Linked DNA regions of Homo sapiens: region 2 is linked to region 1. A link is a contact called in ENCODE Hi-C or POLR2A ChIA-PET data. All regions are on one chromosome and are shown on one strand. The core of a region is the stretch at or near the end of the contact, and the rest is flanking DNA. Distances in the headings are between cores, read along the strand shown.

What was found. Hi-C counts contacts between places; a loop is a spot of excess contacts on that map. ChIA-PET counts read pairs that join two places held with the same protein, here RNA polymerase II (POLR2A). Pooled maps may share reads with other maps.
Region 2: a loop to region 1 is called in a map of heart left ventricle, with 8 times the contacts of the local background. The contact joins two enhancer-like sites. A Hi-C loop is called at or near these places in 26 of 168 maps with a recorded cell type or tissue (Right ventricle myocardium inferior, Right ventricle myocardium superior, astrocyte of the cerebellum and 7 more) and 12 of 50 pooled maps. POLR2A ChIA-PET finds 5 or more read pairs at or near these places in 1 of 52 experiments (GM12878).

What each region holds. Positions count from the first base shown.
Region 1 is chr2:105,429,820-105,436,367 of GRCh38, reverse strand. It overlaps a transcript of FHL2 not described here. Among named protein-coding and RNA genes, the nearest start is that of FHL2, 34 kb to the right of the region's middle. Within about 2 kb of position 4,492, at least 16 of the 41 ENCODE cell types and tissues checked have a DNase peak (open chromatin) inside an H3K27ac peak, as active enhancers do; they include heart left ventricle, heart right ventricle, left ventricle myocardium inferior and 1 more, where a contact is called at or near this core.
Region 2 is chr2:105,484,544-105,490,593 of GRCh38, reverse strand. No RefSeq gene overlaps it. Among named protein-coding and RNA genes, the nearest start is that of FHL2, 89 kb to the right of the region's middle. RefSeq lists an enhancer at 1-4,634. Within about 2 kb of position 2,923, at least 9 of the 41 ENCODE cell types and tissues checked have a DNase peak (open chromatin) inside an H3K27ac peak, as active enhancers do; they include heart left ventricle, heart right ventricle, left ventricle myocardium inferior and 1 more, where a contact is called at or near this core.

The DNA of each region.
Region 1 (6,548 bases), core at 3,243-5,742:
AAGACATTTTATTAGAATATAGCAATATAACATCAGTTCAAAGTATGATCTGGTAATTGACTTCTACACTATTACTGGTCCCTTTTGAATCATGAAAAACTCAACCACCTTGCGCCTTGATCTGCATGCCCTCCACACCCCACAAAATCTGGTTTACTGATTTTTTTTTATTACCGTTGATTTGTCAGCACCTCCTCACTTAATCTCTAATACACTAAAATGTGGATGAAAAATAGAAAAGAACTCACATAAGTTCTGAGCAATTTAATGTTTTACAATTTGATACTTCATTTGAATTTAATGGATACATTTTAGATGGAGAAAAGAGGAATAAAAATCCATTTTAACACAGGACTTTTGTTATAGTTAAAAAGTAATACTGAAAAATTAAACTGAACTAAGACCATATCAAGGCAACAATGCATAAAACATACTTGATCTGTTTTATTAAGGAGGAGCAGATAATTAGATATTAAGAAGAAAGTGCAAGAATTTCATTCTGGTCTTTTTTTATTGTTTGTTTGTTTATTTATTTATTTATGTTTTGAGAAGGAGTCTCACTCTGTCACCCAGGCTGGAGTGCAGTGGCACAATCTCGGCTCACTGCAACCTCCACCTCCTGGGTTCAAGTGATTCTTCTGCCTCAGCCTCCCGAGTAGCTGGGATTACAGGCGCCTGCCACCATGTCCGGCTAATTTTTGTTTTTTTAGTGAAGACAGTGTTTCGTCATGTTGGCCAGGCTGGTCATGAACTCCTGATCCCAGGTGATCCACCTGCCTCAGCCTCCCAAAGTGCTGTCATTCTGGTCTTTAAAGAGTAAGCATGTCTAGATGGTATCTGAAGCGGCTATGGGAACCACCTACTTTCACGTTAAGTAGAAGCCATCATAGTGCTTTTTGCCTGGGCTTAGTTCTGTGCAGATAAATCTAGAGTAATTTCAAGGTATCAGTTCACGGTTTCGTATGAACACAAAATAGAAAATGACATGATTTGAATGTTCTACTCCAAGTCGTATCCTTTGTAGGAAGATGAAATGGTTAAGATGAAGGCACAATGGGTTATATGAAAACATTACATATATGTAATAATATGTAATAACTAAAACCAATAAACAGTGCAATAGCTCAAAAGTGAAGTATGGTTAAATAAAATATGATTAGCCATAGTATGGAATATATGCAACCATCAAAAATAAAGTTTGCATAGAACTTTTGATTTTTAAAACTCAAACTAGAAAGCAATATTCATAATATATGAACTGAAAAAATACACCAAAATATATAAAATTATTGATTCTGAAGGATAAGATTGGTAGTAATGTTACATTTTTCTCTACATTTTAAATAGTTTACTAAATTTTCTATACTAAGTCTGATCATGAAAGTTTTCGTAATGCAAAATTCTATGCAAACATAAAACAGTCTAATTATTACCACCAATTATAAAAATCATAAATAACCAACCAGAATGATTTAGTCTATTAAAAATAATAGCTAGTTTCGGAGGCTGAGGTGAGAGGATTGGTTGAGCCCAGGAGTTTGAAAACAGCCTGGGCAAGAGATCAAGACCCCATTTAAAAAAAAAAGTTGAAATTTATTGAAAGATCATTATATCCAGTAACTATGTTTTAGCTCATTTAATACAACAGCACTATAGGTAAACATTATTATTAATTTTGTTATTATTCCTATTTTCAGAGAAGGAAACTGAAGCTTATAACCATGTTATTCATTGCCGAGGGTGCAACCAAGTTAAAGATAATGTCTTGTTTTTTTTGTTTGTTTGTTTTGTTTTTTTTTTGAGATGGAGTCTCACTCTGTTGCCCAAGCCGGAGTGCAGTGGCAAGATCTCAGCTCACTGCAACCTCCGTCTCCCAGGTTCAAGTGATTCTAGTGCCTCAGCCTCCTGAGTAGCTGGGATTACAGGCATAGGCCACCACTGCTAATTTTTGTATTTTTAGTAGAGACAGTGTTTCACCATGTTGGCCAGGCTGGTCTCGAACTCCTGACCTCAGGCGATCCGCCCACCTCAGCCTCCCAAAGTACTAGGATTACAGGCGTGAGCCACCGTGCCTGGTCAATGTCTTTCTTTCCAGTACTTTCCGATCCAGTTGGCATTAGACTTCAATTGCAAAAGAGCAACCCTGTTGCCATATGCAAGGGACAGCATGGTTTGAATGACATAAATGAATGCTTCAGGTATTGAGGGCAAAATCTATGAATGTTTTAAAATACTTGGGATAAAGTTTGCAGAGAAAGGGACGTGGTGCCTCAAGGAAAGGAGAAATTAGCAGAGGCTGAGAACATTACAGGTGAGAAGGAATGTGAACAATATGGAGATGGAAAGTGATAGGATTCCTTTGAAGGTACCAGAAAATATGCTAAATGTGTTGAGGGGTGGGTAATGACTTAAGGACAAGGGCTACCTCACTTCTCTTTGTTCTCTTTTGGACATTTTGAAAACTCAACATTCTGTAAGATGAAATAAGAAAGTCTCTTGACTCCCCAAAGTAAAAGGGGAAAAAAGAAAAAAATCATTTTCATAAAGAATCTGGAATAGGACTGATTTGGATTCCAGATTTAAAATAAAATAAAGCTCTGAATTAGAGAGATAATAGTTGTTGGCGTTCGAGTGCTCATGGTGTGTGCAGCAGTGTTGTGTATGCTGCACACACACTCAGGATGTACAGGGTGGCTCTATGAGGAGTGTTCCTGGTTTCCTTGTTTACAGGTGAGGACGCCGAGGCACTGAGAGGCAAAGGGGCACAGAGGCAGTACAGGGGAAGCCAGATTTAAATACAAGCAGTGCAATGCCAGTTTCACACTAATCCCACTAGAAACTTGGAAAAGTCTCCACAACGGAGAAAGGACCTCATCTTAAAAATGAAGCCGGGCGCGGTGGCTCACGCCTGTAATCCCAGCACTTTGGGAGGCCGAGGTGGGCAGATCACCTGAAGTCAGAAGTTCAAGACCAGTCTGGCCAGCACGGGGAAACCCTGCCTCTCCTAAAAAATACCAAAATTAGCTGGGCATGGTGGAGCGTGCCTGTAATCCCAGTTACTCAGGAGGCTGAGGGAGGAGAATTGCTTGAACTTGAGAGGTGGAGGTTGCAGTGAGCTGAGATCGTGCCACTGCACTTCACCCAGGGTGACAGAGAGAGACTCCTTCTCAAAAAAAAAAAAAAAAGAAGAAGAAGAAGAATGAGGACTTTGAACTTATTTTTATTTTTCGTTTTTAATTCTCCCTTTAGTTTCAGCACCTTCTCAAGAGGCTGGGAAGGGTATTCATCCATCCTAGTTAAACCCTGAGAGCTAGCACTGTAACCTGCACACAGTGCACAACTGACTAATAAATATTTGCTGAACCAAACTGTTGTGTTTAATTCAGTTGAGTTCTAGGAGTGTTGAAATCCAAAGGAAGGAGCTAGAAGTTTCTCTTCTTGGCTAGTACTTTTCCCTTCTGCAATCCTGGCTGGGAACCAGGTTTCATATTCACTCCCTACCTTTCAATACGTAGCACAAGGACGTGTTTTTTACATGGAATTTTTTGGACGCAATCAGTATTAACATTTGATGATAATGTATGCTTAAGGAGTAGATTCTCTGACTTGAAAGCTTCCATTTACTAATTTATTAGTTTGTGTGAGTGTGCCTGTGTGCACACATGTCTCTGTGTACACATGTCTCTGCGTGTGTCTGTGTGTGCCTCTGTATAAGTCTGTTTGTGTTGGGGGAAGAGAAGAGGATGGAAATGCTGAAAAAATTCTAAACTCTGTAAACTTCCTTTTTGAAAAGCGTCCAATTTTCTTCAGAATCTTTTAATTAACTTACTAGGAAACTGTAATATTTTGCTCTCTTTAAATATAATTTAGGAACCGAAAAAGCAGGTGAGAGAGGATAGTCTCTTTCCTTCAACTTTATTTACATTGAATAGAGAACCAATGGCCAAATGTTATGCCCTTCCAATCCCAAAATCAAAGACAGAGGTCAAACAAGACAGTCAAATCAGTTAGGTTCAGAGAAAAAATAATAGCGAGTGTAAGACATAAAGCTGAGATGTGGAAAGTGCATGAGACAAACTCCTTTTAGGTCCCTGTTTCTCTACTCCTGCAAATTGAAAATGCAAAAATCTATGAGCAGGTGCAAATGTGTTGGGACTCAAATGAACCAGCATGGGCGATCATCCAAGTGAGGGGAGAAATAAGCACACCCACAATTTCATGTCTACAAACACTCTCAGAAGGAAAATCTCTGCAGGCAGCAAGGAAAAGTGGGATGAGGACCTTCTAATTAAGACAGGGCTCTCCACAAGTCAGACAGTTTGGAAACTCATAGTGGCAAGTTCAACATTGTTTGAATAATGAAAGTTGGGTAGAAGGACTGATAAACCCTTCAGCTACTTTTATTAACAGCAGCAGCAGCAGCACATCCTCCACTCTGGCTGCTGATGAGCTCCGGCAGGATCCTGGCCTGCTGCCCTGAGCTGCTTCTACTTTTGTCTGCTGTGCTTCACTCTTTCCTGGGAAGTGTCAGCAAACCTCCGCCAGCCTTGGGCAGGAGCAGCCAGGCAACCCCAGAGGCCAATGTGAGCCCAATTTAACCACAGGTCTCTGTTTAAAATTTGCGATCATATTTGTAACTTAAATTAGACAGTGTGTCTCCTTTTCCCAAACGTTCCAATGGCTTCCCAAGTCAAAATAAAATCCTAACTCCAACCATAGCCAACAGAGCCCTACATGATCCAGGCCCTAGGAATCTGACCTCATCTCTTCCTTCTCTCTCTGTCCATCTAGAGAGGCACCAGTCACACTGCCCTGACCCAGCTGTGCCAAGCACTGCCCTGCCCCAGGGCATTTGCACCTGCTGGCATCTCTGTCAGACTCTTCCCCAAGACAATCACATGCCTTCCTCCTTCCTTCATTCATACCCAATCTGAGAGCTACCCCTAAACACTTCATCTAAAATGACACTCCTTATCAATCTCTAGCTCCTTACCCTGGTTCACTTGCTATCTCACACATATACACATCCACCTACATATATGTTTATCTCTCCTCCAATAAAATGTGAACTCCAATGAATGCAGAGACTCTATTTTGTTCACTGAGATATGCCCAATACCTACAGCAGTGAGTGGTGTCTACTAGATGCTAAATAAATGTCTGTTGAACGATGAAGTTGTGAATAATCTATTTTCATGTATTTAATTTGAGATCTTAGAAACTTTTTGACTGTAATTCATATTGTAGAGGGGAAATGTTATAAAACTCTTCCTCCCCATCATAAGGGTCATGGCAGGCATTCCTATCACAAAATCTAGATTAACAAGAGAAAAGCATAACTAATTTATTTCGTGATATGGGAGGCTTGAGAAAGGAAGACCCAAAGATCAAAGAGAAAACTGTCCATTTTTATGTTTAGAGTCGAGGAAGAGTGTACAGTGGTGTAAAAATGTGATTGGACATAATGGGTATGGCCTAATGGCAACAGACTTAGTGGGGAACCCCAGCAAGGCCTGTCTGCTCTGATTCATCTTGGCCTCTGTATGGGGCAGTCTTTTCTCCCAGACACAGGGCAGGACCTCTGTGGAATGAGGTCTTAGGATCTCCTTTCAGACAAGGTAGGTTTGGGAATTTCTTTATACCCAACTCCTACACAAAAGGGCTGGGGAAAGCTTAAAGTAATATGTCTAGGGTTTTGTTAGATGGAGTTTCGCTCTTGTTGCCCAGGCTGGAGTGCAGTGGCGCGATCTCAGCTCACTTCAACCTCTACCTCCCAGGGTCAAGCGATTCTCATGGCTTAGCCTCCAGAGTAGCTTGGACTACAGGTGCCCACCACCACACCCAGCTAATTTTTTGTATTTTTAGTAGAGACGAGGTTACACCATGTTGGCCCGGCTGGTCTCAAACTCCTGACCTCGGGTGATCTGCCCGCCTTGGCCTCCCGAAGTGCTGGGATTACAGGCGTGAGCCACCTCGCCTGGCCTATTTCTAGGTTTTATTTTGGAGGAAGAGTGGTTCTGGCTTCTCTGACCTGCTTTAAGGGAGGAAAGGAAACAAGAGGAGGACAGGAGAAGATCAGACAGAGACTTTGCTTCAGAGGCCTTTCCAGTGTGCTTCAATTCAAAGCACTCAGCAAGCCACAGCGCCACACTTTGGGGTGTCGTTTGCTAAGCCCCAACGATGCCTATCACTGGTCACAGTGTTCTTGTTAGGATTCAAGTCTAATGTCCCTTGTTCACCACTTAAACTTCACTTTAAAAATTTCCACTACACTTGCATTTTGTCAAGGAAGGGAGGTGGGAGCTGACGAGTCAGGTTGCCAGGGCACAAGGTCCTAGTTCTGCTGTTCACACTGGGCCCAGGCAAGATTTTAACTTCCCAGAACCACGTCTGTAAAATGGGAATAATAACAGTAACCTTGTCGGTCACTTGCAGGGATTCAAGGAGGCACTAACAGCCATGGCTACCATGAACTGAGCCCACGTTGTATCACAGAAAGTACCCCATACTCTTGACTTGCTTTGCACTGTCCCGTCTTCACAGCAGCC
Region 2 (6,050 bases), core at 1,674-4,173, 56 kb before region 1:
AATTTGAGGCTTTGCTGGGTACTCTCCTCATGTTCTGCCTATTTCATTGTGGTTGTCCCTTTGTGGAACAGTCACTGGCTGTGACCTCGTGGGAGGCAGCATGTATCTTTAATTTACCTCTGTGTCCCCAGCTGCCAGTGCTTTGCTCGACACATGGTAGGGACTTCCAGCCAGAAAGCCAGTTGATTCTGGTTCAGTATAATTTTGGCTCAAAGAGTATCAAACGATAAGACAAAGTCAACAATGGACTGAACTATCCGGTGAGATGATGAGTGTTTAGTCACAAACATAATCAAGAAGAATTGGATTCCTCTCACTGGGTAAAGGGTCATAGATGACCTCTCAGATCCCTTCCAGCTGAAGGAGCTTTCAATTAATATTGATGCCACTCTGCTGTTAGAATCCCAGGCAGTCTCTCTTGACAGTGAATCGCTTCCACATTTTTTATCTTTCTCAGGTAGAGAGAGAGAAGAGGATGAGATTAGGGGAATAAGTGTGGCCAAGGTGAGAACTCACTTTTGTCAATAGCCCTTAGAGTGTTCTCAGACTTCCTACAACAAGATCAATAACATCTTAGATCAAAGTGATATTAGGGATTTTAAAAGATTTAAAAGGAAATATTTAAAGGGAAAGCAAAGAGATGGTCTGGGTGACAAAAACACTTGAAATAGGGCAGAGGGAAGGAATAAGGGAGTTCCTTTTAATTCAAATTCCCCATATCTTGAAGGCCTCTGTTCCTACCTACCAGATCACTCTATCAGGATCTGTAGAACAGAAAGAACTGGGGAGAAGACAACAAGGAAATTATGGGTGGTAGGGCTGCCACACTACACAAGGCCAGGGGACCCTATTAATCTCCTCGTTGATGGGAACGGTGCTGTCTGGCCTTGAGCAGTGCACACTCTGCACAGCAGGACATGGTAGCCCTGGTGAGATAGGAATGCCAGCTTGATAAGGGTTTGTTTAATACTTGCTCAGAAATGAGGAGGGAGAGATTATTACTAAAGTCCTGGAAAAACAACAGCAGTAGCAACAACCAGCTGCCTCAAAACTTAATCAAGTTTAAGGTGTCCTACTTGGTAGGCTATTCTCAGTTATATTTTCTGTCCTAATCTTGGAGGTTATGATACCTGTAGACACAGCCTAAATACTCTTTCTTCCTTTTCTTTCTGTCTGTCTTTCTTTCTTTCTTTGCTTTTTCTTTCTCCTTTTTTCTCTTTCACTCTTTCTTTCTCTTTCTCTTTTTTTCTCTCTCTCTCTCCCTTCCTTTCCTTCCTTCCTTCCTTCCTTCCTTCCTTCCTTCCTTCCTTCCTTCCTTCCTTCCTTTCCTTCCTTCCTTCCTTCCTTCCTTCCTTCCTTCCTCCCTGCCTCCCTTCCTTCTGTCTATCCTCCGTCCCTCCCCCTTCACTTCCCTTCCCTTCCCTTGCATTCTCCTTCCTTCCTTCCTTCCTTCTTTCCTTCCTTCCTTCATTCATTCATTCCAGAGGAGTCTCCCTCTGTTGCCCTGAATGGAGTACAGTGGTGCAATCTCGGCTCACTGCAGCCTCCACCTCCCGGGCTCAAGCAATTCTCTTCCCTCAGCCTCCCTAGTGGCTTGGACTACAGGTACACACCACCACGTCCAGCTAATTTTTGTATTTTTAGTAGAGACAAGGTTTCACCATATTGACCAGGCTGATCTCAAACTCCTGACTTCAAGCGATCCACCCACCTTGGCCTCCCAAAATGCTGGGATTACAGGCATGAGCCACCACGCCTGGTCCACCTATATCATTTTTCTAAATAAAAAACATCTAACTTGATGTGCCATAGTCTCCCAAATGCTAGGCACAGGGAAATCTGACGGCCAGGTTTTATTGGTCCTTGGCCAGGAATCATTCAGTGGCTCTGCTATAAGGAGGGGACCAAGTGGGAGAAGAAGGGGTGGATAATAGGGAGAAGGTGGGACATCAGAGGACAGAGGTGCTGACAGCTGAGAGGAGGTGGTGAGCATGCGTCAGGGGCAAGTGCCACCTGCTCACCCCTGGCTATTTTTACGCAAGGTCTCTTAGCTGCTGGTGTCACTGAGCTTTGAGGACATCGGTGCCCGGAGTCCCAGAAGCCTATTTTAAGAGACTTCACTTCAATGGCTGATATCAACAACACGCAGATTCTGCCAAATGACTTCACAGATAGGGGATCTGCAGCAGCTTTCATCATCGAAAAAGCAGAAACGTGGCCTCACTCCAAGTGCATAGACTTCAAGAGGAGCCAGTGAGAGGGTCGTGGAAAGACAGCAGCCCTGGGGAGTGGGCTTGCTGTGCCCTGCACAACATTTGACACCTCTCCACCCCTTCCTCAGTGTGGATTGGGCAGCTGTGGTTTTATTTTCAGGTCACTTCTTAAGCCTTTCTTTACAAGTGGCCTCCTTTAGGGGCAAAGGTTTTATATTTACAAGAAAATATAAAGGTGGAAGAAAGAACCTTGCCGTCCCTCCCCACCCTCCAAGAAGGATGACAGGAGGGGTGGTGGCTGGTGAGAGTGGAGACTGGGTGGTTTGGAGGTGGCCTGGTCAGCTTGACGAAGGGGACACAGGACTCTTTCCCTGTGACAGGCCACACTCCAAAATGTTCCTCCACTCCTTAATGATTTCTCATGTTCTGTGCACTTCTAATCACAAACCCGAGTCTGCCAGGATCACGGATCACTTCAGACTTGGACACTGGATACAAAGTTGCAGTTCTCATCAAAGCACAAATGGAGCCCAAGGGTGCCCTTCGCTGTCCTCACGACAGGGGCTGCCTGAAGCATTCTGCCCAAGCTGTGCCTCTCAGACGGCAGTGACTGGCTCCCGCCTGACGTGCAGGAAAGGGTGAAGGCATGGGGAGGGATCCGTGACCAACACAGAAAACAACCACGGACCAGTCTCACCGAGGGCCCCGCTGTGGTGGGTGGGGCAGCCTGGGTTCCTTTCTCCAGTCCTCCTCATGCCCTGGCCATCCTTGGGAGAAGGTCAGGGGTGAGGCGCCTCTGGCAGGTGGCCTTGTAGTGGTGAGGATGGAAGCCGTGGGCTGACCTCTTATCCCACCAATCGCCTTCAGACCACAACCAAGGAAAACACCCCGACCCTGAAAGACTCAGCTGCCTCCAACAAAGCCTAAGTGACGCCAACTGAACACTTGGAAAGAAGAGAGAAAACAAAACAGGATTTGGATAATTGTGGTTAGAAAAATAACTTGAAGATCACTTGGCCTGAATGTTTAGAAGACTCAGAGGGCCTAAAGAATGCAGTGGATTACAGGAAGATGGAAATGAACATACATTCCTGCAGAAGCCCCAATTACCAAGTTTTTGTTTGTTTTCTTAGAGCCAGTATGTCCGAAGAGAGGTCATATCATCTTTGAGGCTGGAGAGCAGAGACGTGCTCTGTGGTCACAGTCAGACGAGACAAACGAGGGAATGGAATAATGTCTAATACCATTAGACTGTCATTTCTAACGAAACCTAATTCTAATTTTAAGCCAGCAAGAAGCAGGCAATGAATATTCAGTTGAAGGAGTCCTCAAGAAATCCTCAGTGCATGAAGGAACTTGAATGCACCGCTAGGGATATGACTGCTAGTGTAAGTCAACGAGGCCACTGGGATAGAATAGGGAGTGGTGAGGACTGGGGTGAGCTGGCAAGTGCATGCTCTGTCCAAAAGGGCAGCCCCTCCTGAGCACCAGTGTCTGCAAGAATTGCCCAAAGCAGGCCCAGAGTTGCCAGATCTCCTGTTGTTTCAAGAGAAACTGTAAATGTGCATTTTAATATGAAATCTCATAATGTGGACAACACATTTTTGAAAAAAATAATATTGTTCAGGCTAAAAAAAAACCTCTACTGGCTGGATTCTGTCCATGGACTTCCTATTTTATGAGACTTCAATTGCTTTATAATCGCTGACCCATATAAATAGTCTATAATCGATAACTTTATAAGACAATAAAGATATCCAAGAAATAAGATACAAACCATACATTTATGGCCGTGTGGGAATGGAAAATTACTTCCAGATCAAATCAGTCCAGTTTTTATGAGAAACTGAGGCCCAAAGAATTGGGCAAGCGTCTTGGGTGGCCAGGGGTAGGATGAGAACTAGAAACTCTGCCTTCTGATGTGCAGTCTGGCACTCCTTCCTCCACGGCAGCCACCAAGCTGGGCACCCACATCTGAAACCTCAGAGCCCTTCTCTTCTCAAAATCAACTGGAGACTAAGTCCATCGTTTTCTCGTTCATACCTTTACAGCTTCATTACAAAAGAGAATCGGCAGGTTTTCACTGGCTGATGAGAGAACATGAATGGTGGCTGAGGAAGGAGGCTCTGAGCGCTGTTCCTATCCAGAGGGATCTCTGCCTGCAGCTCTTGGGCCCACAGGTGCCACTGCCTGGAACGCCATCACATTAAGCATTTGACTTCTCGCCATAAACTCACCCCATAAACTCACATCAGGCTTTCACCTCCAACCCGAAGCCCAAAGTGATCCCTCCATCCTCTAAGCCCTCCAGATATTTGGTAAACCATTGCGTTGGCATGACCTCTCCAACTGGATCTGCCATTCTTAGCCTTGGCTGAGCATTAGAATCAGCTGGGAGTTTTAAAACTCCTCATGCCTCGGCTTCACCCTCATCCAATTAACTCAGAATCTCTGGAACTTTGGTTATTCTAATGAGCAGCCACGGTTGAAAACATGAACCGACCTCTGTGCCTTCTGAGGATGAAAATGCCTGCATGCAGGGCCAACTACATAATTTTCAGGGTTCTGTGCAAAATGAAATTGGAGGCTTCTGTTCCAAAATTAAGAACTTCAAGTTGGTGACGGCAGAGCATTAAACCCTTCTAGGCACAGGGTGCTGTACGACTGCCATGCTGCACACTCATGCCTGACAGTGGCCTTGGACCTATAAGGATTTCAACAAACCAGGTGTGGGTTGATTAGGGTAGAATGAATACCACGGATCTAACATTTAACTGGAATGAAATTGAGCAGAAAAGCACAAGTAAGACCTTGAAAACTGAGATCCAAAAAGAGAGTTTGGATAAAGGATGGGGGGAGGGGATTTCAGGGAGGAAGACTTCTTTATTAACAATATTTAATCATTAAGACACAACATAAACTCAGTAAAAAAGGGCACCAGCCTTACGTGGACATTTGATAAATTTCCACATCAAGGCCAGATGTGATGGCCTCATGCCTGTAAAGCATTTTGGGAGGCTGAGGTCGGAGGGTCACTTTAGCCTAGGAGTTTGAGACCAGCCTGAGCAATATAGTAACACCCTGTCTCTATAAAAAGAATTTTTAAAATTCACCAAGCATGATTTTGTGTACCTGTAGTCGCAGCTACTTGGGAGGCTGAGGTGGGGGGATCACTTGAGGCTGCAGTGAGCAGAAACTCAGCACTGCACTCCAGCCTGGGCAACACAGTGAGACCCTGTCTCAAAAATAAGAGAAAAAACTCCAGATCAAGATGCAGGTCTTTGGCCCCTACACAATCAAATCCCCCCTCAACATAGGCACAATGCTGACTTCCATCACCATAAAGTAATTTTGCCTGTTCTCAAAATTTATGTAGAGGGTATCTTTCATGCCAAACCCCTATGAACCTCAGTAGGGAAGGCTACAGGTTCAAGAGGGTGACGAAGAGACCCAGAGCCAGGAAATGAGACATGGGGTTTTATCAGGGGCTTAAACACAGGGGAGAGTCCAGTGGCGGGGGGCCAAGGCAGGAAAACTGCAAGCATCTGCAAACATGTAGTTTATACCGCATTTTCACTTAGCACCCTCCTCCCAATGACCTCCACCTGTCAACCACCTTCATTTAACCCAAAACTCAGGGCCTCAGTCCCCTGTAGGCCAAGACAGGACAGGGCCTGAGATTTTTGTCTGGGTAAGGAACAAATCTCAGGGTCGGTCACTCCTGGATTGCCTAGCTTGGAGCACACATTCAAGTGTGTCTTCCATGCAGGGTCATTCTAAGGGTATGCTTAAATTCTTGCTGTCAGGTGTGTTGACCCTACAGTCTCATACTGTATG